Regions from separate parts of the Homo sapiens genome. Here all the other regions are linked to region 1. The links are chromatin loops, found by intact Hi-C in ENCODE. Cell type or tissue: A673. All regions are shown on one strand. Links, peaks and the distances in the headings refer to the core of each region. The heading gives the core; the rest is flanking DNA. Region 1 has its middle 110 kb from the start of LINC01878. Region 2 has its middle 19 kb from the start of LINC01878. Region 3 has its middle 33 kb from the start of MIR4776-1. Region 4 overlaps SPAG16 (sperm associated antigen 16). Region 5 has its middle 37 kb from the start of SPAG16-DT. Region 6 has its middle 24 kb from the start of MIR4776-1.

The links. Hi-C counts contacts between places; a loop is a spot of excess contacts. Peaks named below come from ENCODE experiments on the same cell type or tissue, not always from the same donor. Only the 100,000 strongest peaks of a DNase experiment are listed, where the experiment ranks them.
Region 2: a loop joins it to region 1, with 2.6 times the contacts of the local background. A loop is called at or near these places in 14 of 110 quality-filtered maps.
Region 3: a loop joins it to region 1, with 7 times the contacts of the local background. A loop is called at or near these places in 21 of 110 quality-filtered maps.
Region 4: a loop joins it to region 1, with 3 times the contacts of the local background. A loop is called at or near these places in 6 of 110 quality-filtered maps.
Region 5: it touches region 1 in a loop (6-fold over the local background); 28 of 110 quality-filtered maps call a loop at or near these places.
Region 6: it touches region 1 in a loop (12-fold over the local background); 21 of 110 quality-filtered maps call a loop at or near these places.

The regions. Positions count from the first base shown.
Region 1 is chr2:212,684,080-212,689,385 of GRCh38, reverse strand. No RefSeq gene overlaps it. Among named protein-coding and RNA genes, the nearest start is that of LINC01878, 110 kb to the left of the region's middle. In A673, for the core only: a CTCF peak has its summit at 2,916 (motif pointing left); a DNase peak (open chromatin) is centred at 2,855; H3K27ac peaks cover 1,196 bases.
Region 2 is chr2:212,774,148-212,779,453 of GRCh38, reverse strand. No RefSeq gene overlaps it. Among named protein-coding and RNA genes, the nearest start is that of LINC01878, 19 kb to the left of the region's middle. In A673, for the core only: a CTCF peak has its summit at 2,354 (motif pointing left); a DNase peak (open chromatin) is centred at 2,303; H3K27ac peaks cover 1,626 bases.
Region 3 is chr2:212,890,160-212,895,465 of GRCh38, reverse strand. No RefSeq gene overlaps it. Among named protein-coding and RNA genes, the nearest start is that of MIR4776-1, 33 kb to the left of the region's middle. In A673, for the core only: a CTCF peak has its summit at 3,052 (motif pointing right); DNase peaks (open chromatin) are centred at 2,065 and 3,055; H3K4me3 peaks cover 737 bases; H3K27ac peaks cover 2,007 bases.
Region 4 is chr2:213,931,764-213,937,069 of GRCh38, reverse strand. The region is part of intron 12 of SPAG16 (sperm associated antigen 16); the gene reads right to left. Among named protein-coding and RNA genes, the nearest start is that of MIR4438, 180 kb to the right of the region's middle. In A673, for the core only: a CTCF peak has its summit at 2,326 (motif pointing right); no DNase peak of the experiment used is centred there.
Region 5 is chr2:213,244,680-213,249,985 of GRCh38, reverse strand. No RefSeq gene overlaps it. Among named protein-coding and RNA genes, the nearest start is that of SPAG16-DT, 37 kb to the left of the region's middle. In A673, for the core only: a CTCF peak has its summit at 3,129 (motif pointing left); DNase peaks (open chromatin) are centred at 2,275 and 3,105.
Region 6 is chr2:212,899,837-212,905,142 of GRCh38, reverse strand. No RefSeq gene overlaps it. Among named protein-coding and RNA genes, the nearest start is that of MIR4776-1, 24 kb to the left of the region's middle. In A673, for the core only: no CTCF peak of the experiment used is centred there; DNase peaks (open chromatin) are centred at 2,122, 2,512, 2,922, 4,232 and 2 weaker places; H3K27ac peaks cover 4,807 bases.

The DNA.
Region 1 (5,306 bases), core at 68-5,067:
ACTGCTGCACAAGCTAGTTAAACATGGTCTAGAGTAGCAGCTTTCAGACATTTTGATCTCAGCAACATTTTTCACCATGTAAAAAATTATCGAAGAACTCAAAGACCTTTTGTTTATGTAAACTACCATGCCTGGCTAATTTTTCATATTTTGTGAAGGCAGTGTCTCATCATGTTGCCCAGGTTGGTCTCTGTCTTAAACTCCTGGGCTCAAGCAACGCTCCTGCCTCGGCCTCCCAAAGTGCTGGGATTACAGGCATGAAACCCTGTACCTGGTCCCAAGAACTTTTTAAAATATGAGAATACAGAAGCACATCCATTAGCTGGTAGAGTGATGATGTTATCACATGTCATATAGCCTCTGGAAAATTCAACAGTCTACTTGTGACAGAAAGAATGAAAAAGTCAAACAACATCTTACTATTATTATAAAAATAATTTTCATCTCATGGACCCCTTAAAAAGGTCTCGGGGACTCCAGGGGTTCCTGGATCATCCTGTGAGCAGTGAAGGTTTAGATTTTTTCATTCTCTTGCATTGACACAACTCTCACTAGTTCCCAATCCAGAACCCTGAAATAGCATATGCAAGGGCCTAATCTCACTCAGGAGGTTTAGTCTCAGGATTATATCTTCACCACCCTGATTACGTCAAATTTCTTCTACCATTGCACTTACATATTTTTTAAAAAAATTATTGGGCAAAAAAAAACCTTGATGTAAAAGTGACTAATGTATTTTCTTAATCAAAAATGAGGAAGCTGGGTCTGACATATGTTTTGTTCTTTCCACTTATTTTGTTAACTTAATGATATACCTTACCAAGACATAAACATGAAATCATTTTCTCTGGTACTTTAACACAATGTCCTTATTAAAAAAGAATAACAGTATATGAAATTCAATTTCCAACTTATTGTAGCTCTGAAGATTACATCTGGCTTCTTAAACAGGCTAGTCAGTGTGGCACCTATTAGATAATCCTAACAACACCCAGAAAGACAGAACTCCAATACTGAGAGGTGGGAATGCAGACTATCTGCTTGTATTGACATCATGTGCCCATCTGGCTATATGAAGAGACTGGGAGAAAACAAGGGTTATAAGCTGTTGACACATGTTGAGGAGAGATCCTCGAGCTAATAGGCGCTACTGAGTGCCTACAGAATATAGAGAACTGTGAGTTAAATCACTGATTGGGGAGAGAGGGCTGTAGAAAGAATAGAAAGACAAGGCTCTTCAGGAAGAAGTAGGCCATCTTGTTGAGTTGCTGCAGGTAGAATAAAGAGAAGAAACCCAAAAGAGCTCAAAACAGAAGTTCAAGAGGGACTTAACTGTGAAGCTGAACAGCTATACACTGCAGAAATATCACTGCAGAAACACAGGTCACCACTGAACGAAACTGCCATGCGGAATTTGTTTTGAAGTCCTCCATTGCCCCTTTCTCTTCTTCCATTGTCTTGTTCCAGTCACAGAACAATATTCTCCTAAGAAACTTGCTAAGTTGTTCACCATGATTATTACAATAGCCACCATTTGTTAGGCCCTTGCTATGTGCCAGGTCCATGCAAGGTGTTTATGTGAATTATCTTAGTTAAGTGAATTCTCAGAACAACTAAGGAAGGTAGATCCTACTATTTCCTCTATTTCACCCATGGAAAAATTGAAATACAGAAAGTTGGAGTAATTTGGCCGGGCGCGGTGGCTCACGCCTGTAATCCCAGCACTTTGGGAGGCCAGGGCGGGCAGATCACGAAGTCAGGAGATCGAGACCATCCTGGCTAACACGGTGAAACCCTGTCTCTACTAAAAATACAAAAAATTAGCCGGGCGTGGTGGCGGGCGCCTGTAGTCCCAGCTACTCGGGAGGCTGAGGCAGGAGAATGGCGTGAACCGGGGAGGAGGAGCTTGCAGTGAGCCGAGATCGCGCCACTGCACTCCAGCCTGGGCGACAGAGCGAAACTCTGTCTCAAAGAAAAAAAAAAAAAAAAAAAGTTGGAGTAATTTACCGAAGGTCACAAAGCCGATGATGGAGCCGCTAGAAATTTAATGTTACTCCAGCAGAAGAATCTGTGTTTTCGAAGACCAAGTACAGAAGGCAACATTTTACCCAAAAGAATAACTCTCTAAAAGTGGAGTTTTAGGTACTTTATCCTCCTGAGATAGGATAAAACTGAATTTTTCCTTTTTTTTTTTTTTTTTTTTTTTTTTGATGGAGTCTCACTCTGTCACCAGGCTGGAGTGCAGAGTGGTGTGATCTCGGCTCACTGCAACCTCTGCCTCCCGGGTTCAAGCGATTCTCCAGCCTCAGCCTCCCCAGTAGCTGGGACTACAGGCACAGGCCACCACGCCCGGCTAAATTTTGTACTTTTAGTAGAGACGGGGTTTCACCATGTTGGCCAGGAATGAATTTTTTTTTTTCCACAGTGATAAAAAGTAGTTTACTTCTGGTCACTGCAAACTGCAAAGCCTTTAAGGACCTCTAGTTTACACTTATTATGAGGAGGTATCGTCGATACTATTCTGGGACACAGATGAAGAGGAATTTTCTAAAGATATGTTGTAAAATATGTTTTAAAACTAGAAATGCAAAAACTTTCGGTGCCCTGGGATTCAGAGAGTCCAGAACAATAAAGTCAAAGCTATAACTGTAGTCTCTCAGGAAAGGTTACTGAATATGTTTTAAATTGTATTTGCTTAGGATTGTCCTGATTCTATTGAACTTTGCATGTAACATACATAGCTTGTGTACCAGCAAGCACTGCCTAAGAAAAAGATGGCTCTGTGAAGCGTGAACTCTTATGGTAGAAAACAGCACTATGACCGCTGAATAAAGAGGATTAAATAGTAAAACACATTTTGAGCCAGCACAAAAGAACAATGCATGGCACGCTTCCGCCACCTTGTGGAGTGACATATATTCGCATGTCTTTTAGGAACCCAAAGCAATTTTTTCATAAACTTTTTTAAAAAGAATTAAAGAAATGGCAATATTATTTTCAAACACGTTGCCCATTCTTCTGTGTCCTTAATGATTACAGTGTAACTAAGGCACATTTCTGGTGCCCAAAAAGAACGTTATATGTTTATATACTTTATTTTGGTGATCTAAATAATACCTGTTATTTTAAAAAAAAAAAGTAGTAATGAAATAATCTTCCTTCCCACCTTTTCCCTAATTTACACCTGTGAAGGGGATATTAAATCAAATCTAATTTAAGATAATACAAACATAAATTGTTCCACATATAGTCTTTTAGATTTGGTGAATAATGCATATCATGATCAGTATCCAGGGTTCTAGGTTTTTTGTTTTAATATGCATTTGTAAAATTAATGAATATAGGCAGGGCACGGTGGTTGACACCTGTAATCCCAGCACTTTGGGGGGCCAAGACAGGCGGATTACGAGGTCAAGAGATCGAGACCATCCTGGCCAACATGATGAAACCCCGTCTTTACTAAAAACACAGGCACACGCCTGTAGTCCCAGCACCTTGGGAGACTGAAGCAGGAGAATCGCTTGAACCCAGGAGGCGGAGGTTGCAGTGAGCCGAGATCATGCCACTGCACCCCAGCCTGGTGACAGAGTGAGACTCTGTCTCAAAAAAAAAAAAAAAAAAAAGTAATGAATATAGGTGTTAGGGTGCTATATAATACTCATAATAGGGGCATGTAAAAAGAAGAAAAAGTGTCAACCGATTGGTGGAACTTTCCACTTTAAAGACAGCCCAAGCCACAGTTTTCTGTTAATTTTGCTTCATTTTGGTAGACTGAAAATTTATATGCTTTAGGTAAAGAAGTCCATATACAGGCAATTTCACTATACCACCTGTTTTGAATTTGAAAATTTTTCATTTAGATTAAAAAGATAAAATTGGGACACCCAATATCCCAGTTAAATGATGAAAAAAACTATTTCTTCCTTTCCTTTATGTATGTAATCTCTAGTACTCCTATGAACAATGAATATTCCTGACACTGAGAGCTATTATATTCCAATCAGATATCTTTTGACAGACATTTAGAATTTAGAGATGAAAATATGGTGATAAGATATCATATGTTCATAACTAAAGTGCCCTTGTTTAAATGACAATGGAGAGTTTCTGTTCTATAAACAAATTATGATAAAAAATTTTAAGATGAAACTATCTTACGTGATTTGTTTAATCAAAAACAGTCTGCTCTGGATTTTTAGAAAAAGAATTATCATCATCATGGCCAGTCTTGAATCTCAGGCTAGGTTTATCCATAGTGTTTCTCTCATTCCACTTTGTCTAGATAACCTTCCCTTGGGAAGAAAACAATACCTATTTTAGTATAGTTTAAATAAAAATACGGGGGCTGTAAAAATAATACATTTGAAGGTAAACATGGCGGGAATGTGGGGACTGTCTACTGTTTTGGATTTAGAATCATTGAAACCATCAGAAGAAGAATGGTAGTAAAGAATAAGCAGTCTGGAAATGAACAGGCCTGGGTTCGAATCCTAGCTTGAACACTTACTAGCTCAGTGATATTTGGCAAAATGTTCAACCTCTTAGAGCCTTGGTTTTCTCGTACTAAATAGCAGTACAGACACTATAGGATTGCTGAGAAAGAAGAATGCAATAGCAACAGTAAAGCAATGATGCATACAAATGGAAGGAGAAGAGGGAGCAAGAAATATATATTGAGCATTTAATCTTTCCCTTTAATAGAATAAAAGACATTGACAGACTAGAATGTATGGGCTACAAGCTTAAACTCAATGAAGTCTTTGGATTAAAATAGAAATGCAAGTTAACTTGTACTCAGACTTAATAGAGTTAGACAGTAGATTCAAAGACATTCAATAAATTCAACAAATGGTTTATCTCATTTACGTCTCTTTCATTTTACAATACAGTGAGGAATTTATTCTTTTTGGAAGTCCTAGATGCTTTTGCTGAAATTCAATGCTTAAGCTACAAACTTAGGAATCTACTTCCATTTCATACTCACCTTCATGCTCCAAAAGAATCCACCAGCAAATGTGGTCAATTATCTCTCCAAAATATTACTTGCATTCTTTGAATTCTCTCATCTCCGTTGGTGTGCCCTTGTCCGGGTTACCTTCACCTTCAGCTTGGAACATTTAAACGGTCTCCTAACTGGCTCTCTATCCTTTTATTCTTGCCACCTCCAATCTGTGCTTTTATGGAACAACCAGGCTTTATGTACTTCCCCAACTTAAAATTCCCTTTGGCTTCTCTTTGCACGTACAAAAAAGTCCATATTTCATATTCTGACTTACAAGACACTACATGATCTGTCCCGTCCTTAC
Region 2 (5,306 bases), core at 150-5,149, 90 kb before region 1:
GGCACCAGGTCATAGAAATTCATAATTACGATACAATATGGAACTAGATTGAATAAAATGTGGTGGCAACACAGACATTCAGCTACTGTCCTCCTTTCCCACCATTCATTTGACAAATATGTGTACCAAGTCACTGTTATGTGCCAGAGACTTCTGGGCACAGGGGATAGACCAGGGAAGAAAATAAACTCCTGGCCTCCCTGAGCTAAAATTCCAGTGGGATAATAGAGAGTATATTTATGAGCAAATAAATAAAGAAAACTGAGGTCCAGTGAGTGCTATGAAAAAAATTAAGCAGCATTAAAAACCAGAGAGTGACTGGAGTTGGAGTTTTAGAAAGGGCGGTCAGCAAAGGCCTTTGTGAGGGGTAAAATGTGAGCAGGGACCTGAAGGAAGTGGGGTGAGGAAGCAAGCCTTGTAGACGTCAGAGGAATAGACTTCCTGACAGCTAATAGTAGGTAGAAATGCCTCAGGCTATTGTCAAAAGATGGCAGTGAGGCCAATATGGTCTCAGTGGAGCACGTCAAGGGAAGAGTGCTTTGAAATAAATTAAGAGAAGTAGAGAGGTCAATCATAGCAGGGTTACAGGAGGTTTTAGAGAAGGGGAGCAGCAAAATCCAAGTTGCATTTTGGCTGATGTGTGAACAGTCTCTGTTGGTAGTAGAATGGAAGCTAAAGGCAGAGAGCCTTTGTTTTTCCCTGGCTTTGAACTTGCTGTTGAAGCTATTTCACATGAACCTAGGAGATGGTGGTTGGCTTTTTCTTAAATCTATTTCCTGGCCATCCCCCTGGCTATGGAGTTTTCCCATGCCATATACTTTGGCATATTGCACCTCAGATGTAATTCATTTGTGCTTTTCTTGTCACTTTGGTGTAATAACAGGCCCTTCTGCAGACTTTACTTTCAATCAGAACCTTCCTTTTTCTTTCCCTCACCTTCAAAGCTATTTTTATTATTGTCTAAGACTTGGACTCTCCTGCCACTATTGCCATTTAACTATGTCAAATGATGAGACATGTGACATCACAGGTGTAAGCTCCATCTAAGCTATTATACATAGAAATTACTGTCCTTTGATTTCAAAGTTTAATTTACTGAAAATATTGAATAGGAAAACACACTACTTTAAAATATTGTCAATATTTTTGGCTAATTTTATATATTCTTCAGTGATTTTCTTCCCCTAGTCTGTTATGTTTATTTCATTCAACAAATATTATTAAGCACTTGGGGCCCTGTGCTAGTTGCTGGACATGGTTTTGTCACTGAGATCAGTGGATAGTCATTTTAAGGAAAAAATTTGTAACAATATATGTTTCCTGAGTTTTTGGTTAATTTTTGTTACTGACTTGTATATATAAACGTATATATATATATGTGCCTGTATGTGTGTATATACAATATTTTATATATATACATATATGTGTGTGTCTCATGTAATAGTATTTACTATTTATTTAGCTATCTCTTTGTGCCAAGCATTTTCCTGACATGACTTAAGCCCCTCAGTAACCATGCAATATGTATTATTAGTATTTTAAAGATTAGGAAATTGTGGAGCTAACTTGCCCAAGATCAAGAAGACAAAAAGGATGAAGAACCAGAATTCAAGTCCGAGTCAATGTGACTCTAATGCTCACACTGATTCCCCAAAAGAGTGTTATTGTAGCAAAATGAAGAATGTGTTCAATGGCAAAGAAATGTACTTCTAAGAAAAGCAAAACTGGGCTTAGAAGTCTTTGCCCTCAAAATCACTTTTCTGTAAGTCGAGATTCCCAGTAAAGAGAGAGATATTTCATTTTCAGTGAACACATATGGATATTTACATCATTGACTTCATCTTTTGAGCCTTGTACAATACTCATCTGCATTTTCCTCTTTTTGTTAGTCTGTTGCTTCCCTATAAATAAAAGATTGCAAAAAGCTCTTAAATCACATTCAATGAAACACTAAATCCTTAGGCTTTTACAAGCTTTTGTAAAACTGTAGTGATCTTGGTGAAAAATGTCCTGGCTGGTTATCTAGTGAACAGATGAGCTCACCCCTGGTATGCAAAGCTGCCGAATTAGCTGGTTAAACAGGCTGCTGAGATAATTACATTGTCTGTTTTGTGACACATTACACCGGTGCACTTGGGATTAACCTGTTCTCTTGTGTCTACTTCTGATCAGTTTTTTAGACAGTCTTTTATCTGATGAAGGAGCACAGACATCAAAAGAGAAAGGGGCGTGGGTGAAAAGAAAGGGCTCACATGAAGCTGAAGAGTTAAATTTTCTATTTAAATTACTGAACATATATCCCTTATTTCCATAACTTTAGTTGCTCTCTAGAGACCTCTGCTGGAAGTGATAGGTATAGATGAACATTCTATTTTCCCTCCCAATTCATTGTTTTCATTTTTACTGTGGCTATTGTATCATAAACTCAGTAACTAATTTAAGAATGAAATTCCAACATTCATGTCATATACATAACACATTATCTACAAAGATGTACTTGAGACAGAAAACTTGTGAGTTTTAAAAGTTTTGCAGGGCTTTCTAATGCTGGAAATCAACTATGATACTTAATCAGCACATATTTATATATTTGTTAGGCACCTACTATAGGCTTAGTAATTATAACTTTCTGTTCATTTATTATTTCCATATTTTGTTAATGCTACCAAGGTTCAAGTGGAATTGTTTAATTTGCAATTAAATGTTGCACATATAAAAACACAAAACAAACCATCCCTAAAGATTTTTATGAGCCTTTAGTTCCATATCATTATCCTGAAGGGGAAAAATTATTTAGACCTTCTGATTATGTGGGAATGTAGTGCATGTAAGATTTCATCATCAGTGATAATTTAGATAAAGAACAATTAAGAGAATAAATAGAAAACCTACTCATTAACAGCCTGTGGCAACTCAAATTGAATTTAACCAACTATTGAGCCTCTGGCTACAGGGAGATGCAATTTAAAGCAGGTATAATAGATTTTAGCAACTAAAATTTGTTCGTCACACTGTACCAACTAAGATATTAGTTAAATGGGGCAAGAAATTTCCTTTCATGTTAATGAACAGCAGATTTAACTCCTGCGGTCCTTTATATTTTCCCTCGAAATAGCTGTGCTTGACTTGATAGGCCAGCATTCAAATGAGGTTCTTGCAAAAAAGTATACAAGCTTTTGGGATGAGATTTAAGTCAGTCGAATCTGCATCCTTTAGGTACTTCTGATTTGTTTAAGCAATCTTTAAAAATATTGATATATTTCTTCCCTGGAGAAGGGTCCACAATATAATGTCATATGCAAAGGCTCTGAAAACTTCAACTGTAAATCTCTGTAGAAATGTTAGAGCACATGTTGACATGGGAACATCTCTAAAAATAATGTGTTTTCTTTTGGCATACTGCTGGCCCACAGTAAGTGCTTTGTAAAACTATCATTTGTACTCATTCCTACTGGATTAGTAGAAAACAGGCATCTATGCTGTAAGTTCGCTAATAATTGTGCATAAACAATTATGCACACAATATAAACAATTATGCACAAATATAAAGAATTTTTTAAAAATATTCTTATCAAGACAGATAAAGTCTATGTTCATCATTTTTACCGGAGTCAGTTCTACTGAGATTAGATCTGTCTAGCTTTATTATTATTGCTTAATGCAGACAAAAGAGAAAATAAATCATCATAATTGTGTTTTTATTATCTTGGCTAATATACAGAAATCTTAAAATGTGTGTGTGTTTATTACTTGAGTTTCAGTGCCCCTTACACATAATTTTACCAAATTTTGTGATGAAACAAAAAGTGACTGAGATAACTTTATAAGATAAATGTATTTTCTAGTCAATTCAGGAAAAGGTGATTTTTTTTTCTTTTAAACTTTCAAAAATACTTTTGGCTGCACAGCTGTGTATTATAGTATCACCTAATAGTACTCTGGTATTGGACCTGCTGAATATCAGATACCGAGACTAAAGGACATTAAAATAATAGTTTTATATTTTCTAAACTTTTGGTTTGGATTTAATCAGTTTTTATGTTTATTCACAATGATTAGTGTACTCTTAGCATATATGCCTAATTTCTATTAATCCAGTGGGAATGAGTACAAATGATAGTTTGATGAAGCACTTACTATGGACCAGAAATATGCTAAAAGCTTTTCGTATTTAACCTCATTTAATCCTTCTAATGATCCATTGAGGTGGTGATTATTAAATACATTTTACAGATGAGGATATGTGTTTTAAAGAAATTAAATAACTTGCTGATGTTAGCATGGTCCAGGAGTTGCAGATCCTATCTTCAAAACCAGATTTTACTCTAAAGCCCAACGTGAGTACTATGTAAAGAGTACTTCTGAAAATGCATGCATTAATGCACTTCTTCCAGACTGGTGCCTCTTTTGGTAGTTGCATAGGCTTTGTATGTATTACTTAGAGAAGAGACTGGTGTTTAGCGTGGTAGAACCAGGATTAGAGCTCTAGTTTTCTTTCCCTGAAGCCCATGATCTTTCCTTCCACTTTAGTGGTGACAGTGGTGCTGATATCACAGATTCAAATTCCTAAATGCAATTTCTGTAACACAAAATGCATAGAGAGCAGTCTTTGGAAAGATATTATGATGAGTGACTTTGAAATAAAATTAACTTGAGCTTGAATCCCAGGATGCCACTTAAGTAGCTGTGTAATAAAGCAAGGCATATAGTATCTCTGGAATTCTATTTTCTCATCTGAAAAATGGAAATATGAATACATACCATAGGGAATACCTGTGAAGATTAAATATGATGCAAAAGTGCATAGCACATAAAAAGTTCAAGGGAGTTTCCCATCTCATCCCTCTCTCATAGCAAATTTTTGAAAACTACATGTGCATGTACATGTCACAATTAGATGTGGAAAAAGTCAAAGAAAACTGTACTGAAAGTGCAACCACGAATTGTAAGAACAATTCTGACAACATGGAATGGAATTTCAAGGGGAGTATTTGAGGAGAAAATGGGACTGGAGATGAACCTTGAAAGATGAGGAAAAGAATTTGTATAGTTTGAGAAAGGGAGTTATTTTATACAAGGGAGACAATGCTAGCTGAACTGCTTGGGTGTAATAAAAGTCTAATTCAGTTACAAAAATACCATTCCAGTGAAAAGCTTTAATGAGATTTCTGCACCCCAGCAGATGACCCACTTATTTAAATACCACGCAATATCCAATACTACAGAATTCCTTGATCACATGACAATTTAGTCAGTCTCTGGCAATTGGGTATAATTTAATCAGCATAGAAGGTGAGAACATTTTA
Region 3 (5,306 bases), core at 41-5,040, 210 kb before region 1:
ATGTGGTAAGAAGGCAGGGCGTCTTTATTAATAGTGCCATCAGACTATCAGATGGGGAAGAGAAAATTATCCAAAAGGAAATCAGGCTGTTCATGTGATGGGACACTTATGTCACTATTAATCAGATGGATGCAAATTACGTGACAATGAAATATTATTTTTTGCCATCAGATTACAAACATTAAAAGGATGGCAATCACATGCAAGGCTGCTCACAGCATAAGATGATAGGGTAAAGCTTTTTGGAGGGTAATTTCAGTAATCAAAATGCCATTTGTAAAGATATTGACCTGCAGCTTTACTCCTAGGCATCTATTGTGCAGTAATGCTTATATATGTGCACAGAAACATGAGCAGAGGTATTTGTTATGACGTGGGAAATCAAGAAGCTGTAAATTGCTGAAAGTACATCAATGGAAATAGTTAATACAAATTATAGTATATAAATACTATGAAATACTCAATATTTATTAAAATGTGGACAATCTACGTGTATGAACATAAAAATATGTTCACATGTACTGTTGGGTGAGCATAGAAAGGCAAATTGGTATCATATATAGAGTCATCACCATAGGTTAAAAAATTAGCACATAAAATGAACTTCTGGAATAATCTACACTAAATAGTGTTTACCTGTTTAACAGGATTAACAATATTTATGTCAGGTGAATTGGACCAGGTGAAGTAGGCCGGGTAAAGAGATACAATCATGTTTTTCTTTTTCTTTCTTTTCTTTGCTTTTTTTGTTTTTTTAAGACAGAGTTTCACTCATCACCTGTCACCCAGGCTGGAGTGCAGTGGCATGATTTTGGCTCACTGCAATTCCGCCTTCCAAGTTCAAGCGATTCTTGTGCCTCAGCCTCTCAAGTAGCCAGGAATACAGGTGTGTGCCACCATGCCCAACTAATTTTTGTATTTTTAGTAGAGACAGGGTTTCAGTATGTTGGCCAGACTGGTCTCAAACTCCTGATCTCAAGTGATCCACCTGCCTCAGCCTCCCAAAGTCTTGGAATTACAGGCAGGAGCCAACGCACCTGGCCTCAATCATGTTTTCCCTAGATCACTTTCCATAGTTTGAATGCATTACCAAAAAATCAGGTGTATATTTATTGCTTTTGTAGCATAAGAACCTTAAAATAAGAAAATAACTTCCCATTCCTAGTTCAGATTTGAGGCAATGAAATTCTCTAGTTCTACTTGTAATATTTAATCAACATGATTATTTCCATGTGTTTCACTGCTGGGAAAGAAAAGAGCAGAATAACTCAGAAGTTATTTCTTGCAAAAGTGTTAGTTATGGAGCTCTCTGAAAATACTGAAACAGGAAGACATTTATACCCAGCTTACCATTATTTTTAGATTGAAAAGAGCGGGGCAACTCTAGGCAAGTGACTTAAATTTTAGAAACCTATGTTAATGAAGTGCCAGTTTCATTTATGTGCTGAAGACTTGCTGTGTGGGACAACCAATATAATAGACTATTTTTCAAATATTCCACTTTCAAAAGTGGCTGCATTGAAATGTCAGGGGGTATGATATGAGGAAGAGGGAATTGAAAGAAAGACCTGAGTCCTATTCCTGGCACTGTGTCCTACTAGTTATGTGACCTTCATCTATAAAATGATATTAATAACCACGCTTCCTTTTTCACAGGGTTGTCCTTTAAGCTTACTGAAATTTCATGTTAGAAAGCGTTTCATAAACCAAATAAAAACATAACGTATTACCATATCAGATCCCGCTTTATAGTTCTGCCTTCTTTTTTATTTTTCATTAGTTTTCAGTTACTTAGCAAAGTACTTGGCACTCAGTATCTGTTTAATAAATAGTTGAATGAAAGAATAAAATCAGGTTAGTTTCACTCCTCTGAGCCCTCATGCTTTTCTGACATTGTACAAGTTAACTGAAACAGGTGAAAGAGTTTGTTTAGGAAATAAAAAATTACCGCATTCCGCAGACTTAGAGCAGTTAATTTCTTGGGAGCAGAAAATCGTTCCCCATCTCCCACTGGGCTCAGAGGAATTCCATTAGGGCAGCCAGACAATAATCCACCAAAGCCACCACATCTCTGCTGGGCAGTAAAACACTCACAGGATTAGCTCAGTCAGTCCTGTCACATAATGGGTTTCTGAAGAGTCAGGAGCATCTCTTTCAGAATTTTTTATTTGGGGTCAGCAGGACAATTTCAAAAAGCTATTGACTTTAAAGGGACAGAACAGGCAAAAAGCCTCTTTTGAAGCACAAAATTCATTGTTCTTTTCTGAAACAGCAAACTAAATGAGATACCCATAGGATGGCAGGACAGTTTGTAGTAGCAAACTAAACCAAATCAAAACCAAAAAGCCTTTTCTTGCCCTTGCTTCATATTGATGAAATGGTTTGTGAATGGATCTATACTCTAACCATGACTGTATTTGGCATCTTTGGAAGGTAGTTTGAGTCTTAGTGGATTCGTCTGGAAGGTTCTTTGGTATAACTAAATTTATCCAATTCCATTGCATTTCTTTGACTTCCTAGGCATCTTTCTCTGTAATACATATTAAGGGTTATACAGGCAATTATAAAATTAAATAACAAATAAGTTCTAAAAACAAGTTTTAGCTCCAGTTGGTAAAAATCTTTAAAATATTAGATTTTATTTTCTTTCTCTTAGAAAAAGAGGAAGTATTCTAGAGAATATAAAAAGACTTCTTGAGTACTAAGAGGTCGTGAAGACAGCTTTGGAAATGTTATAAGCGTCAAGATTCGCTCAAGATACACCTGCTTCTCTTGCAAAAGGTAAACAGACCTGATTTTTTTTTTTTTTCAATTGGAAACAGACCTGATTTTTTTTTCCGTTGGATGTTCCAAAAATATGGAGATGTGTAGAAAGTTAATTTGGAAGAGGGTTGTTAGGATTCAATGTGAGTGACAGAGAAATATGAGGGAGTGTACATGCCTTTACCTTAGTTCCCTGACTCCTGCTTCCCCATCTTTGAGTATGGAATTCATGCCGATTTAATCAGCTTTTCTCGTGTGTGTGGTTTTTATTCATTCTGTCACCAGGTGGTGCTGCACTGTATGATGATCCTATGTGTAGCCCTCCTGTTTCGGCAATCAACAAGTTGTGGTCTTACTAGACCTCACAATTAAGAGCATAATAGAGCTGTAAGTGAAAAGCATAAGTAGATGGTGGGCTGTTACTCTCCATAAGCTTGTCTATATTTGTGCTTCTCTTTGCAGTGTAGTGTTGTTTTTTCTTAATCCCCCAAGGCAGTTTCCTTTATTTTGTCCCAATGTATTATTAAACATCACTTTATGATTTTAAAAAGTAGCTTAACTAGTTTTAAAAATCATTTGTTTTACGTTTTTCAAATTGTAATATGTCACCTTTAATTTTTGCACTCTGGTGAGATATTGTTTATTAGGCAATTCCAAACTAAAACTTACGCCATGTTGGATGTGTCATGAGAATTCTGTTAGTCTCTACCTCTATAGATATTAAGGATAAATATGGGAAAATGAAACCTGCATGAGATAATAGCATATCAGAGTTGATTAGGGCTATCGAAACTTAAAGAACTCATTATACTGGTAAGTTTTGTTGCCACCATAGAATACAGGGCATACTCATTAGAAAAAATTAATACAATTTTAGAAATCAATAAAATTTAATAATTAATTTAAATAAGCTATTATTTAAATTAATAAATTAAATAATTTTTTATTAAACAAAAATTTAAAAAACTCTGTTAGTCTGTTATGTGTTGCTATAAAGAAATACCTGAGGCTGGGTAATTTGTGAAGACAAGAGGTTTATTTGGCTCACAGTTCTGCAGGCTGTACAAGCATGGCATCAGCATCTGCCTAGCTTCTGGTAAGTCCTCAGGAAACGTCTAATCATGGAGGAAGGCAAAAGGGGAGCTGGTGTATCACATGGCAGGAGTGAACAAGAGAGAGAAGGGGGAACGTGCCCCACTCTTAAAATACCAGATGTCATGTGAAGTCAGAGTGAGAACTCACTCATTACTGTGAGGAGGGCACCAAGCTGTTCATGAGGGATCTGCCCCATGGGACCCAATCAACTCCCACCAGGCCCCACCGTCAACCCTGGGGATTATATTCAACTTGAGATTTGGAGGGTACAAATACCCAATATATATCAGAAAACAAAATTTATTTTGCTAGTAATTTATTAATAAGGTAAATTTCAAAGAGAGCATTCCAGACCAGATAAATTATCAGATTTTGATGTAGATCTCCCTTAAAGTATATTTTCAAATACTACTTAAAGGGACACTGGTCTCTGAACTACTGTAGTTTAATATTCTGATATCTCTGTCAAAGCTACATGTTGTAGATAATAACAACAGGTCCCAGATGTTTTAAGTTAATTCTTATTTTAGATATGCCCGTTGTCTCTTAAGCATGTACAGTTGTAAACAGTAAGCTATCTATCTACAGTTTTTTCTTTTTCATACAAAAGCCTCTTGACAAGCTCTTTTCCTTTCTTGCTTTATATGTTCTCTTGTTCTCCTCTTTCTTTTCTCTGCAAAAATCCCATCTGGTAAATTCCACTTACCATTATTGCCTTTTCTGACTATATAGTTTTCTTTTTTTTTTGCTTTGCCTTGCACGGTCTTAAACAATTCTTTTAAGTTTATAGTAATAGCTTAGGTTGTGTTAGTGGAACTTCTTGTTCTTCTAATATTCAGCAGTAGCTGGTAAAGCAATCATCAAACCTCCAGTGTGTCTTGGTGGGCCACAGTCATTTCCTGTTACTCTTCCTACATTCCATCAGCTGGACCCTCAAACCTCACTCTAATCCCCCTGCTAAACCCTATCCCAATCGCTCAATTTTTAGATAATTTTTAATTGTAGTAATCAAAGTATCTATGAATTCTAAATTTTCAAAAGATAAGAAGTATCAGTTTGGCCATTTATTTTCCGGAAAACTTTTATCAGTTGTGTCCTGTAAAGAAAATGGGCACATGAAAGAAACAGTAACTTCTCCTTAATTTTCTTCCTTTGAGGGGAAGGGTGTGGTTCCTGTGATCAACCATTATCTTTTGACATCATGAAATAGTATGTAATGTAAGAGCTTCCCCTCCTTAATATAGATTAAATTAGATCAATGGCTAGTGAAGGAATCACCAAATTTTGAGTGTACTTTGAATATGTACTAGATGATGATTATATTGCCAAAGTCTCATTTAGGGATGAGGTTAAAATGAATAACAAATAAAAAAGAACTGTTTTAGGTTACATTATTTTTAATCTTTCTCAATAGAATAAAAGGCCAAGAGAAGGCTTTATGAAACTGC
Region 4 (5,306 bases), core at 92-5,091, 1.2 Mb before region 1:
AGAGTCCACTTTCATGCATTATTTGCCTTCCCCTTCAAAATAATAGTATATATCATTAACAGAAGGTAATTCATCATAACAATCTTAACATTTCATATTTCCTCTTTCTTAATTTATCTGTTTTCTTTACAAATAGACTTCTGTTTCTGTCATCTCATCCAGCACAGGGGTTATGATTGGCTACAGAATTATTAAAATAAAAAGGAAGTGATGCTAGGAAGTGGGCAGAAGGGAAACATTCCATTTTCTTTAATGGAAATGTTAGATGAACAATGAGAAGGCATTCCTCATTCTGTCATGGCTTCTGGATCACCAGCTGATACACCTGGTTGGAAAAGCCTTTTATAATGTTTATATTAGTGTCCCAGTATAAGGAGAATGAGCCTTTGCCTTTCAGGTGTATGAAAATGTAACAGGTCATTTGTTTCCTCTTTCTCTCACAATTCACAGTACTTCAGAAACTCCTGTTGTCTTTATCTTTCAAATCTATCCAGAATACAATTTTTATGACTTTCACTATTCTCATGGCTGAAACCTTCTACATCTTTGGCCTGGATTGCTACAATAGTTCCCCAATTGGTCTTTCTGCTTTTACCTGCTTTTAAGCTTTCACCCCACCTCTGCCACCATCTAATCTCAAAACAGTAGCCAGAGTCATCTTATTAGAGTGTAAAACAGATTGAGACTCTTCTGCTCAAAACCCACTAATGGTTTCCCATTTCATTGAGAATAAAGGTCAAAGTAATTGACAGGGGTTATAAGGCCCTCTATTATATGTACATACTCATTTAACTACCTTACCCCTACCATTCTCTCATCTGCTCACTTTATTCCAGTCATGCTGGCCTCTTTGCTGCTTAGCAGTCACATGGGTCATGCTACCACCATAGGAAAGCTTCCTGATCAGAAGAGCTTGGAATATTCTCCTCCCAAGTATCTGCTTGGCTTGCTGATTCACCTTATTCAGGTTATCCAAATGTCAACTTTATAACAAGAATTTTCTCGACCTTCCTGTTTAAAATTGCAACCCTTTCCAATGCCTGCTATCCCTTTTCACCTGTGCTCTAGTTTTCCTCTACAAAATTTGTCATCTCTAAATATTATATGTAATTATTAATTATTATCATTTTTCATTTGGCTTATTTTCTGCCTCCTGAAAGAATGCCAATGACATAAGGGCAGAAGTTTTTCACTATTATAGCTTAGTAACTAGAATAAGGCATAGAACGAAGTAAGTGCTCAATGCATATTTGTTGGATCTATAAGCAAATAAATAAACCTGTGAGGTCAACCATGTGGAAGGTACTGTTTTTATTCCATCAGCTTAACTACAATGAGCAAAACTCATTCCTATCAGTAAATGTGGTCAATGCTAACATAAAATTTAAATCCTTGGCGTTTTTCATTATTTCAGTGAAATCCTCATTATTGAAACAGTGTCCTACTAATGGAGACACTTACAACAGTTGCATGTTTTTATAATTTATAACTAGTCTTACAAGCATTACCTCCATGCAAACTAACTTGCATATGTTGCTATTGGCAAGCAGGATTTCATGGACTCCAACAGCATTGCGATAGACAATAAAGATGGGAAGAAAGAAGGGGCAAGGGAAGAAAAAAGAGGGAGTAGACTAGCCATCTATTATCAGCAGAAAATTTCCATTACTACTCCTTCAAATAATTTGAGAACACTTCAGAGCTTGTCTTGGTTGCCTTAATAATATGTCATGAGGGAAAAACATATCACCTGAAAAGTATTCATGGGTGCCTATAGTAGACTAGGCAAGCAAAAATACTGTAACAAATATACTGGAAATATAATGTCTCAAACCAAATAGAAGTGTCTTTTTTTTTTTTTTTTTTTTGAGATGGAGTCTCACTCTGTTGCCCAGGCTGGAGTGCAGTGGCGCTATCTCGGCTCACTGCAAGCTCCGCCCACTGGGTTCATGCCATCCTTCTGCCTCAGCCTCCCAAGTAGCTGGGACTACAGGCACCTGCCACCACGCCCAGGTAATTTTTTGTATTTTCAGTAGAGACAGGGTTTCACCGTGTTAGCCAGGATGGTCTCGATCTCCTGACCTCGTGATCGGCCTGCCTCAGCCTCCCAAACTGCTGGGATTACAGGCATGAGCCACCGCACCAGGCCTGGAAGTGTATTTTCTTATTGCTGGAGAGTCCAGAGAATGTTGCAGCCTAACTGAAGTTACAAAACAGGGGTGGCTTTACTTCAAGCAGCTTGACAATTGTTCTTTCAGTTTCAATAATAGGCTTCTAAGATTATTGTGGTCATTGTCACTGGTATTCCATTCCACCACAAGGGGGCAAGAATGAGGAAATAGTACCTGCTACTTTAACTAATATTCTATTGTATAGAACTTAGTGATGCAGACATACTTAACTAATTGAGGCTAATAAATATCATTTAGATATATAGCCAAGTGCCTAACTAATATGGAAGGAGGAAAAAGTGGATTCTAGTGAAAAGCTAACAGTCTCTGCCACAGTTTGGCCTTTTTCTCACCAAATATCTGTCATCCTTTCTTCCACACTTAGAATATTCACTGACTTTCTTCTCTCCACAACCAAAAAAAGAAACATCCCCAGATCTCTTCTTCAGTTACTGCATGTCTCACAGTTCATGATCTGTGGCTGACACACAATCTGCATCATTTGGTTCAGCAGTGTCACTTGCATTATGGTAACCAACAAAACAAAATACAAGTTTTCTGCTTCCCACCACCATCACCACCATGAACACAATGCACAATTGTGAAGTAAGGACAGAATAACTGCAGTATAAACTGTAATACAGAAAACGGAAACATGGGAAACATATAAGCATCACTAGTCCAAATAGTGAAAAACTAGGCAGGCATCATGAGGAACTTTGCCGTGGTACTGAAGAAAGTTCCTTGATTGGACCATGGCTGTCCCCCAGAGGAGCACCTTTCCCCATTGTTCTTTGTAGCTTCTGGCTTAGTTCCACTGTAGGTTCCTTCTTGTTCATTATCCTCTGTGGCCATATTGAGATTGGTGCTATGGTCTCTGCCTTCCTTCTGAACTGTGCAAAAATACAAGTCCACTTTTTTTGGATGCAAGTTTGGGGCTCTGAGGACTGTTTCACTGTTTGAAGAGTCAACGGGATTTAAGGATAGGCTCATAGTTTCCTTGTCAATACAATTCTCTCAAAAACTTGGTAGGTTTCTAATATAGTTGCTTCCAGGCAACGCAATGCCACAGTAACCACAAATTAAAGTAAACACAGTTCTTAAACCTTCTTTATTTTCCTCTTCCCATGTAATTACAAGAGTATTGGACACAATACACTTAGAAATAAGGGCCACAGATTTATCTCCCAACATTAGGGGTCAAGAAGCTGTTGAATTTTGCAAGTCCCTCTGTTTCCTACTATCCTTGGTACAAACCACCCAATTCTTGTCTGTGTAACACCTTGTTAAAACAGCTGGAATAGCAACATTCAGTAACATTTTGGCTGTTTCCGACCCCTTCTCCTTCGAGCTACAAGCTAAGCAGGCACATGGTCTGCCTTCCAAATATCAGAGTAACAGTGTGATATAACTGCTCAGTCAAATACCCAGCTACCTTGGAAGAAAAGCAGCCAGGAGTCAACTAGAATACCTGATCTGATATTATAAATATAAATGGTAGATGCATTGCATATTCCCTTATTGCTTTAAAATTGCTGCATTTTAAATTACTTGTAATCTCATTGAAGGCAATGGTTGAGTATGAGAATTGTCTTAGATCTATAACACAGACCAACATTGTTAAGTCATTTCATGAATACTTACTGCTTAATGTTATATACAAATGCCTCTAAATGCCTCTAAAGAAATACAAATTATTTTTTATAGCTATTTTCTGATTTTTCTACCCCATTTTCATCATTTTATTGATTTGTGTAGGATAAGACAGCATAATTATATTGTAGTTTAAATGTGGATGGGTCAGGGAGAATATTTAGAATACTTTTGCCATATTTACTTGTTGAATCACTCTTTATTCATTTATGTAAGTAAACCACCATGTGCCAAGCACTCTCTGGGTTACACTGGTGTGTGTGTGTGTGTGTGTGTGTGTGTGTGTGTGTGTGTGTTTTCAAACAACCATTAAGTGAAATACATAACAATTTATATACCTGATCATTCAGAAGATAATAAAAAAGCTACTGTTAATTATTCACAGAAACCTTGTAGAGTATGGAATTATTCAGACTGAGTGTCATAGATAATTGTTCATAGATTCTGATTAGCACTCAGTAAATATGAATCTTGATCTGAAATTTTCTATATTGTTGATGCTTCACAGTGATCCAACTTTTTGGTGAGGAACTAAATGGATGGTCTTACCAAGTATTGCCCAATTCAGAAACAGCTGCAGAGCTAGAGATAGAACACCAATCAAGGCTGTTCAAGACTGAGCCAGAAGCTTGAAGGAAAGGACGGGTGTGAAAAGAGAAGAATGTATTCTAAACTCTTCCTTCTCTGGTGACTAATACTGTCTACCAATATAAATTTGGTATTTATTAAGAACTATGCAGCATGGCCAGGCGCAGTGGTTCACGCCTGTAACCCCAGCACTTTGGGAGTTTCTCAAACACTTAGAAGCTTGAGACCAGCCTGGCCAACATGGTGAAACCCCGTCTCTACTAAAAATACAAAAATTAGCCAGGTGTGGTGGCACGTGCCTATAGTCCCAGCTACTCGGGAGGCTGAGGCAGGTTAACTGCTTGAACCCAGAAAGCAGAGGTTGCAGAGCAGTGAGCTGAGATTGTGCCACTGCACTCTAGCCTGGGTGACAGAACAAGATTCAGTCTTAAAAACAACAACAACAACAACAACAACAAATATATATATATATATATATATATATATATATATATATATATATATATATATGCAGTATCAAGCCAAGAATATATGACACAGCATACATAGCTCCAGCACCATCCATCTTACCAAGGCAAATAATCTCTTGCCTTAAGTAACTAAGCCAGTTCAAGTAATCTATGAAATTTTGAAGAAAGACACTAGTTTTAGACATATCTATATTGTATTGATCTGAGAGTAATTATAAATTAGAGCTTGGTACTTTGATTGTGACTCTGAAAGGTATATCAATAGCCACTATAGAAACAATCAATTTCTACTTTATTTGTCAATACTTATCCACCACCTCAATGCCAAAATTAGTACAATTTATTTTGTCCTTGATGATGAAAGTGAACTCTTGACAGTGATGGGAAACTTGAAGTTTAAAGAATTTTGGCATCAATCAGAAGC
Region 5 (5,306 bases), core at 219-5,218, 560 kb before region 1:
CAGTCACGGAAGTCAACTTAAATTAGTGTGCTCGGTTAACTTTATTTCTTTCTCAAATTTTTCTGTTTACATTTTTGCTCCTTCAAATTATCTTCTGTGGTTGCATATATCTGTCCTGAACGACAATAGAAACTAAAATGCAATCCTATTTTTTGTTTCCTATCTAGTCAGTTTTTTTCCTACTACAAAGTGAAGTCTAGCTTATTTCTTGGTGCATTCACTGACTGTGAGCATCAGCACAGCAATTAACTTGTTTGAAATACACCTCATTTCAAAAAAATTCAAATGCGGACAGCAGACAGCGCAAACATGGATCGTAACTGGCTCCTGTTAAGTTAATAACCTGTACCCTCGATCAACGCTAAGGTCAGACTGTCAGCTTCAGAAAACAATGAAAGAAAGATCTGCCTCAAAACTGGGCAACAATGAAATAACCAGGATATGGAGAGGGGAATCTTTCAGATGACAGGGCATAAGAAAATTCTGTGGTTTACAGGAGAAAGATCCTGTGATATGTTTTGAAAGTGGAAGTAAACTGTTTTCAGAGTTGTGTTTTTGTTGTTGTTGTTGTTTTTGAGACAAAGTCTTGCTCTGTCGCCCAGGCTGGAGTGCAGTGGCGCCATCTCAGTTCACTGCAATCTCCACCTCCTGAGTTCAAGCGATTCTCCTGCCTCAGCCTCCCAAGCAGCTGGGACTACAGGCGCCTGCCACCATGCCTGTCTAATTTTTTGTATTTTTAGTAGAGACAGGGTTTCACCGTGTTAGCCAGGATGGTCTCAATCTCCTGACCTCGTGATTCTCCTGCCTCGGCCTCCCAAAGTGCCGGGATTACAGGCGTGAGCCACCGTGCCCGGCCAGAGTTATGTTTTTGATAGATGATGAAGTGGAAAAGAGGAATGTCAGGGTGTGAGCACAGATAAGAAAATAACCCCATGGTGTTTGTGGCAGAGCCCAGCATGGCCTGGGAAAGGTGAAGAGGCCACACTGAGAGACAAGCAGTAACAAGCTGGTTAGGTATCGGTGCCATGCACACGCTGTGGAAGTCACGTTAGTTCAACAAGATTGGGTAATCAAGGTACAGGTCAGGTATGGGAGTGGACTGGGAAGTGTCTGCATCCAAGGGAGTGATTCAAGTCAAAAAGTTTAGCAAGTATCAGAATCCACAGGCCCCAGTGAAACCAGATGACAAACAGGTTAGTGAAGTCAGAACATAGATCAGAAGGCTCAACAGTAAGTGAAAAGGCAGGGCGTCAAGGGTTCATATAACCTACATGATTCAGAAATGCTGGTGGCAGGCAAGACCAGGCAGCAGGAATCCTGAGCCCAAGTTGAGTCTAAACAGCAGAGTGATCAACATTTATGCAACTAACTCTGCAGTAGTCTATCCACAGCAAGAAAATTCTGAGTGGAAAAAAAAAATATTAACTATATTCAGCCTCATCTCTGACGACTTTAAGCCATTTTAACTTCCTGATGCATAAATCATGAGTGAATCCAGCCCAGGTTCCCATACATCAAAATGCATATAAATTTGTACATGATAATAAATGGACAGGTGTGGAGTGGAGATAAATGTTACCATAAAAGGAGTACATTCTGGAGGGCTTTGAAATCTCAGAGAGATCTTTGAAGGTCTTCAACAGGAAAGCAGGCTGGGCGTGGTTGCTCACGCCTGTAATCCTACCACTTTGGGAGGCCGAGGCTGGTGGATCACCTGAGGTCAGGAGTTCAAGACCAGCCTAGCCAATATAGTGAAACCCCATCTCTACTAAAAATACAAAAATTAGCCGGGCATGGTGGCGGGCGCTTGTAGTCTCAGCTACTTGGGATGCTGAGGCAGGAGAATCGCTTGAACCCAGGAGGCAGAGCTTGCAGCGAACCAAGATCATGCCACTACACTCCAGCCTGGGCAACAGAGTGAGATTCTGTCTCAAAAAAAAAAAAAAAAAAGAGAGAAAAAAAAGCAGTGGATGAGGAATTCAGTCTGACACCAGCAGGCTGAGCCACTGGAGAAAAAGAGTGCTAGGAAATTGTTCCTGAGTAAGAAAAAAAATAGGTTTTTAGAATACTAAAAAACAGTTTTCTGGTTTAGTTTGTAGGCTTCTCTCTGCTTCCTTCATAGTTGTCTTTCACAATAAAGTCAAAAATATCGCTTAAGTATTAATATTGGAAGACAGAATTCATGCTTGGCATATAAGCTCATCGTGCCACATGGGAATTCTATTGTTCAACAGGAGGGATACTTTGACTCTTGCCACGTGGGAACGTGTTTAATCCTGAGGCATAACAAGACTACACCAGGGACAGGGTGCAGGGGAGAGGGAATGATAACTCTCCTAATCTGCACTATTGTAACATTTTTAAATTCACTAAATTGCATGTCCCTTGAGAATAAGGGACATTTCTTCTTTATTCATGAAGTCCCAACACTTTCTGCCTGAAAATAAAAGATATTCATAATGTTTATTGGATTAAATACTATAGATGACTTCCATATTTGTATTTTAGAATACTCTTTCATTACAAAGAAATGGAAGTTTTGGAGAATAATTAACTATTTAAAATCTAAACTAAGTAAAATATGTATCTCCTCAAGTTCTGAAAGCTACCACAATTTCATTTTAATATTTGTCAACCTTGAGCACATTCTAAACTTGAGTTTTATAAGTAAGGAAACAAATGAAGAATTAAATCTGTTCAGACTCATTCACACTAATAAGAACAATAAATGTTATTTTTGTTCTGATAAAACTTTTTATAGAAAATAAACTATGCATCAGACATAGTTTTAAAATTAGACATTGGAAACATTTAATCTTTCCATTTAACTAATCTGCACTGTAAAAATAACCAATTGGAAAACTCAAGTGACCTCTCTAGAGAAAAATATTTTCAAAGGAAGAGAACTCCTTACTGTGTTGTGGGCATGCAAAAATTGCTTAGATGGCATAGAAAGCAGTTTCTATTACTATCACTATAAATCATAGCATTTATTTCTTTTTAAAAAATTGGCTGATAGCAAATGATTTCAGTATATATATGTATATATAATTGCCAATTTGACGTTAATTCTGAATTACACCATTTACAACCATGGATCACTTGCACCGCCTAGTGGTCATGCGTAAGTATTTCTTACTCAAGGTGTTGGCATACCTAAGATAATATTTTAAAGGTTTGAAGTACTTTGTTTTGAATATATTATTTTAAACCAAATTCGAATAAAATATTCATTCCTATGTAAATATGGAGTATAAGATAGACACCCAAGTATATAAGGACATGTCTATATTGTACAATATACATATGTAAATAGATCTCAAGAAATTATGTGGTTTATATAAATGTCCATAAAATTTGTGTAAGCCTGAAGCACATCTCTCAAGATTATCTCTTCTCTTTTCTATCACATGAAAAATTAAACAGAGGCTTTTCAGCTCTCAACAGCCATGATTTTAAGTGTGTTCTCAACCCTAACTCCATATTAGAACTGCAAGGGATATTAATAATAATAATACAATGTCTAGGTGTCAGCAAAGAGCATTAAATCAGAATTCTTGAGTATAGGTATGGGAACTTACAGTTTTATAGTTTTTATAGGTGACTCAAGATACACCCAATGTTTCACACCTCTGATCTAAAGGGTGCACATAAAGATTCTTCAGTTGAAAGAGAACACACAAAATGAAAAGATGAGTCCACGTTACCTGAAAGTGTGAGGATGGTGATGTGTTGAATCACTTAGCTCTGCCTGGTTCTGCACAGGGCCTATTATTGTAGAATTACAAGAAGAAGGACACTTGTTTCCTCTCCTAGAGATTTCAAAACTTTTTTTTTTTTTTTTTGAGACGTTATTGGCATACCTGAGGTAATATTTTAAAGGTTTGAAGTACTTTGTTGCCCAGGCTGGAGTGCAGTGGCGTGATCTCGGCTCACTGCAAGCTCCGCCTCCCAGGTTCACGCCATTCTCCTACCTCAGCCTCCCGAGTAGCTGGGACTACAGGTGCCCGCCATCACGCCCAGCTAATTTTTTAAAATTTTTTTAGTGGAGACGGGGTTTCACCATATTAACCAGGATGGTCTCGATCTCCTGACCTCGTGATCCGCCCGCCTCGGCCTACCAAAGTGCTGGGATTACAAGCATGAGCCACCACGCCTGGCCGAGATTTCAAAACTATTATACAAATGCACCAGATTCACTTATTATTTGATAAAATACATTATTGTGCAGTATACTGCCATTGTCCAAAATATATTTTGGAACTCACATTTGTGAACTGCTTTCTATGCTGGAATAAATAGAGATTATATAGAAAAAGATGTGGAAGGATTATTTTTTCATGGAAAAATCACTATCAGATTTGCGCAAGATCTTTTACCATATTTTAATCCATCCCTAGGCGTATGGACAGCTGTTTGTCTTTAAGATACTCAGGTAATTAGTCTATAGTTTGAAACATTGAAAAAAATCAGCATTAAAATCTTGGATGTTTAAAGGTGTAATATGAACTTTTGGGCCATGTGGGAAAGCCAAGCTTTTTAAATGAAAAAGCTAGTTTTACTACCAGTAGACACCTAAAAACATTCTACAGTTCATATTAATAAGACTGAATGTAATTGAATGTCAGCAGATATGGTGATTTATAAAGTATTTCATACCCTGTGTATAATAAAATCCCTGGCACTGAGTCCTAATATTTGATGAAACATGATAGTGGCTTTATTTCCAATAGAAAACTTGATCTAGAACCTTCTATCATTTTTATAGTGAAGTACTTTACCTGTTTCTATCTGTACTCAAGTTTTCATCTTAAATTAAAGAAAAAAATTACACAATATGGATTTTAGCCAATTTCCTTTTTGAGCTATTTCATACATCTTCAAGACAATAAAATAAATATTTTAACAAATATATCAGAATTACATATGTCTAAATGAGTGTAAACTTTTTGAAAACAGACGCTTGAGGAAATTGACATTTACTTCACTGATACTGACTGCCCTTGTCCAAAATATATTTTGGAACTCACATTTGTGAACTGCTTTCTATGCTGGTAGTACATTTTCGAATATCTGTTTTATGAGAAAACTTTGTTTTTGATGGTGGATTTGAATTTTTTAAACAGCATTAAATGACATTTGCAGCCAAGACTAATGGGTAATTGTGTTAAGGTGGATGATGAGTAAAACAAAACAAAATAGAATAAGATGTGTGGGACTATAAAGTAAGCACGGGGGGGTGACGGATGTCACACTAAAGACTATTTTGAAACTCTCCTTAAACCACCAATGAGACATTTCCCAAA
Region 6 (5,306 bases), core at 152-5,151, 220 kb before region 1:
TTTACAAAAGAACAAGTCAGAAAAAGAAGAGTGAGATATTAAAATCTCAAGAAAGAACACACTAAGCATTTTAAAATTCATTCACAACAACATATTGAGAGCCTTTTCTGCTATAGTTGGACTCTAGCAGGGACCAATTCCTCCACTTAGGACCTAGATCCTATCCACTCCTGCCTACTCAGGGATATCACTGTGGTGGTTTTTTTCTCTCCTGTCTATGTCATCAATTGTTTCACCTCTTCTGAATCTTTCTCATCTGCATACAAATGCGCTGGTATACTCCCATCTTAGAAAGCCCTCTTTTGACCTGACTCACCCTGGCTACTTCTTCATTCCTCTCCTTCCCTTTTTAGACAAAGTCCCTGGAGGTGTTGAGTCCACTTACAGTCTCTAAGTTCTCTATTTTCTCTTGAACTTACTCCAATAAGGCCCCCAGTACTCCAGTGAAATGACTACTCTTGTCAAAGTCACGAATGAGCCTCACAACACCACATACAACGGTCAGTTCTCCATCCTCATGTTACTTAATCTATAGTAGCGTTTAACACTATCATATCTAAAATGTATCTAAGTTGACATTACAGTGCACTATTTCTAGGATCCACAGCTTCAACTTTCTCTTATTGGCTGATGACCTTCAAGTTTACTTCTCGAATCCAGATCTGATAATTGTCAGAGGCATGGATGAATGATGAATGAATTTCCTTTACTACACTTTATCTTAGGTGTTCTGACAATAATATTATTAAACGGAATGCTCATTTTAATACCTTCAGAAGTATTAACTTGTTACAACTTTACTGATGAGACTCTGAAATGTGGTCTTCTTTTTCCAAGGGAAGTTACTTTAGTAACAATCATAAAGCACTGCAGCTTTATCCTTATGTTTTTTTATTTATTATTATTATTATTATTATTATTTTTTTTTGAGAGCAAGTCTTGCTCTGTCACCCAGGCTGGAGTGCAGTGGTGTGATCTCGGCTCACCACAAGCTCCGCCTCCCGGGTTCACGCCATTCTCCTGCCTCAGCCTCCCGAGTAGCTAGGACTATAGGCCCCTGCCACCACGCCCGGCTAATTTTTTGTATTTTTAGTAGAGACGGGGTTTCACTGTGTTAGCCAGGATGGTCTCGATTTCCTGCCCTTGTGATCTGCCCGCCTCGGCCTCCCAAAGTGCTGGGATTACAGGCGTGAGCCACTGCACCCGGCCTATCCTTATGTTTTATAAACAGTGAAAGTTGTACATGTATAGATAGTCTGTCATGCCAATTCTGTGATTTTTTTCAATCTATGAGAAGAATTAACTTTGATGCTAATCCTCACCAATAATTAATTGGAATCTGATCTGTGGTCTCATAAAAACATCATGGATAAAATATTATTTTCATGCTCTTGTCTTCCAGCTTGGCCCCTGCCTCTACTGTGCATTCATACTGCTCTGGACTCAGCTCTGAGTCCCTATGATTGACCTGTATTCTCACAACCAGGAAGCACAATGCCCAGCAGGTTTCTAGCCTGTCTGATCCTGTCCCAAAGCTTGGTAACCAAGTCCTGTTTTACTGATTGTGGTCTACTTAATTCCATGCTTCCTGGTTCTTGACCTTGGCTACAAACTGGTTTATGAAATATTCCTAATAGAAGTGAACTTCCTGTAATAAGAGGACCCTTACAGTAAGATTTTAATTTCCTTACTAATGCAGGAATGAAACTGTTGATCAGAGTTGCAGTATTGATTCTTCCTGTGGCCATGGATACACATATGGGTAAGACATAGAGTTTCTTATGTATTTTATTATAATAACTCCCTCACCACCACCTTTACCATGTGGAACTTACACTAGCCTAGAATGATTTAGATTGGCTTGGATAATCCCAGCATTATAGAGGAATTTTTATCTGTGTTGTAATGTGCTTTTTTCTTGATTAAGAATGAGACAGCAGAAAGGGTATGAGTAGGGATATGAGGGAAGGAATTTATGTTATTCTATATGGGGCAACTAAGCTAAGCTATAAGGATGCAAAGACATAAGAATGACACAATGGACTTTGGGGACTCAAGGAGAAAGGGTGGGAAGGGGGTGAGATATAAAAGACTACGAATAGGGTGCAGTCTCTATTGCTTGGGTGATGGGGGCACCAATATCTTACAAATCACCACTGGAGAACTTACTCATGTAACAAAATACCACTTGCTCCCCAATAACCTATGGAAATAAAAAATAAAATAGTGTAGTTTGATGTGACAATCACTTTTTACAAATGTAACGAGATTCCCCCTCTCAATAAACAATAAACCAAAAAGGAGGAGGAGAAGGAAGGAAGGAAGGAAGGAAGGAAGGAAGGAAGGAAGGAAGGAAGGAAGGAAGGAAGGAAGGAAAGAAGGAAGGAAGGAAAGAAGGAAGGAAGGAAGGAAGGACCCATAAGATCCACTAGTCAAACATGCCAGATAATCTAGAAATTTATTTAGAGAATTTAGTACTCTCCCTGTAGTGATGGCTTAATTCCAGGGGTCGTAATGCAGTGTCAACTGAAAGTGAGCTTGTAGTTGTTTCATGGAACATAGAGATGCTTAAACGGAGAAATTAAGCTCCGGAGAACTCTTAATAAGATAATCACATCAGACCTTGAGTTCAAGTCCTATTTTATAACAGTGTTTTCAAAAAGATGTAGTTTATTGTGGTCAGTTTAGAATAATGGAGTAAGCATTTTTTTCTTTTTGGTTCTTCCTGCCAGTAAACTCTATGACCTTAAGCTATCTATCTAAGGAATAAGACCTAAGCTCTTATTCCTACTTATGAAAAAAAAGGAATCCCATAATTTATTTTATAAAACCTTGGGGCTACTTTTGAAGCACCACATTATTTCAATTCATAAATATTAATGGCAATGAGACCCAGAAAATTGCTGATTTAAAGAAGGAAATTGAACATTTTCACTGGAATCACTGGCAAGATATGCATCAAAAGCTATCATTGCACGTAGTGCTGGTTGATGCCCATATATCAGAAACCTCAGAAGAGAAGCCAACATTTGACTCAGCAGAAAGATTGATCCCTATTGCTGGATCCTCCCATTTGGAATAATGTTCCAGGAAGTTTGTACTACCACTCCCTATGCTGAATAAATACACAGTTTCTGTTTTAATTATGCATCAATCTTTCCTTCATATGAAATTCCCAGATAGGTAGGATGGAAGGTCTTTGATAGTTATTTTACAGGAGTCAAGGATTAGTCTCTGTAGTTTAATTCTTAGAAGCCACTCTTGTGTCTAATATTTCACGTGTGCAGCACAGCAAGGTGCCTCTAATGGACAGCTGACGTAGTGAAAGAAAGTGTGACCACAGAAATCATACTCACTAAAACTAGGTCCAAAGGTTACTTGTTTCAGGCCTCAGGCTTCTGCTTGCCAAGTCTGAGGATGGGGAGGAAACACTAGCATGGTGAGAGTTAAGTATTGGCCTTTCCAGGTCTGGCCATGACCCTTCCATTAGGGCCTCTGTATCCCAGGCAATTAATTGTAAAATGTTGAAGGATCAAGGACCAATGAAACTATTTTGTTACTGAACACTGTGTGTGCGTATGCGTAAAAATCCTGACGTGGCATTGGTTACACTTGAATCTTAAGCAGCAGACTTTTTATGTCAGTCAGTAACTAAATTGGTATATTTTGTGAGTTACATTTGTATTCATTCTCCCTCCTTGGTCTTCAAATAGTTCCTCATATTTAACACTCAAGTAAGGGAAGTGTCCCTAGACTCTTAATAATGATACAATATCAACTTCTTGATGCCTTGAGAATTCAGTGGCCCTTGTTTTAACACACTCAGATATGCACTACATGGATTTTCGTGTCACTGCTGTCTTTCATGGTGTTTTTTGGATTCCTTACTGAAAAGAATCAGTGCTTTTAATACAGAGCTTCAGAAATCAGGTGCCTGGATTAATCTGTCATCAGAGCATCGACACCCTTTGCAGCAAAAAGTTTAGAAACTCAATTTTCCTGGCTTCTGAACAACGCTTTGGCTAAGGAAGGAAAGACAGGAAAAGTTAGGCCCCTAGGTTACATCTTTCTGAGAAAATACACAAGTTTATCAGATAAACTTAAATCAGAGAAAGTTAAAATTATTTTAAAAGAAATATGTCTTGGAAAGTTTCTGTAAGAATAACACAGATCTCTGTCATCAACAAGGTGTAAGTCATTCATAATTAGGATTCTGTGAGAGATGACTCATGTCTCTTGGATAAGTGAACATAAAAGCAATTAGTAGGGTGTGAATTATTTGGTTTCTAAATGGCCTGACAGTTACGACAACCAAATTTAGGTTTTTATCTGTCCAACACTGGTTCAATGTATTCAGCATTTAATTAACTCTTTTATTTCTTAGAGTCAGTGAGCAGCTTTCTTCAAAAACTTATTTTTAATATTTATGATTATACTTTCCTGTTGAAGGAAAGGGAACATGACAAAAAGATGTGATTCCAATAAGCAGCCACCAAATTGGATGTGTCATCCCAGTGAGCATGTCCAATATAATGTGGAACTTCAAATCTCATGATGGACAGCCAAGCACCTGCTCAGCGTACACCATGCACATGATAAACTGAGTGAGCTGGTAAACTTAATTGCACTGAATTCTGTAAAGGACGCTTCACATACTCAAGGCTGTCTCATTTCCATGCTCAAGTGAAATTTATAACCTAACATGTACACATTGATATAAGCATAGGGAACTGAGGACCATGAAGAGATTAAGAAATTGATCATATTCCAGTGATTTATTCCTTGGGTTTATCTGGGTGTTTACATAACAGCGTGGGAGGCAGACAGAATACTGCTTAAAAGCAATGTCTTGGGAATATGACAGAGTCCAAATACTGATTGCAAAAATTTCTAGTAAAATGACTTCATGCAATTTACTCCCTCTATGCCTCAGTTTCCTATTTCATAGAACCTACTGTGAGGATTAAATGCAACATGTTTACTAGATCATGAACTTCTTGAAAATAGTGTCTACGTGTCTCTTGTTTGTTATTGAATCTCTGGTACCCAGCATACTCTCTAGCATATAGTAGGTGCTCAATAATGTTAGGGGAATAATTATGTAAAATATTTACTGTAGTCTCTGACAGATTGAAGGAAATATGATGGTAGTGATAATTTCATTCTTAGGAGCTTTAAGAATCCCTTTAGTGGTTTCCCAATACACTTAGAACAATTTGTAAATTCCCATAAGGCCCTGAATGATCTGACTTCTTTCTGTTCCAATTTTATCTTGAGTGAATCTTCTATTCCTTTTACCTGTAGCC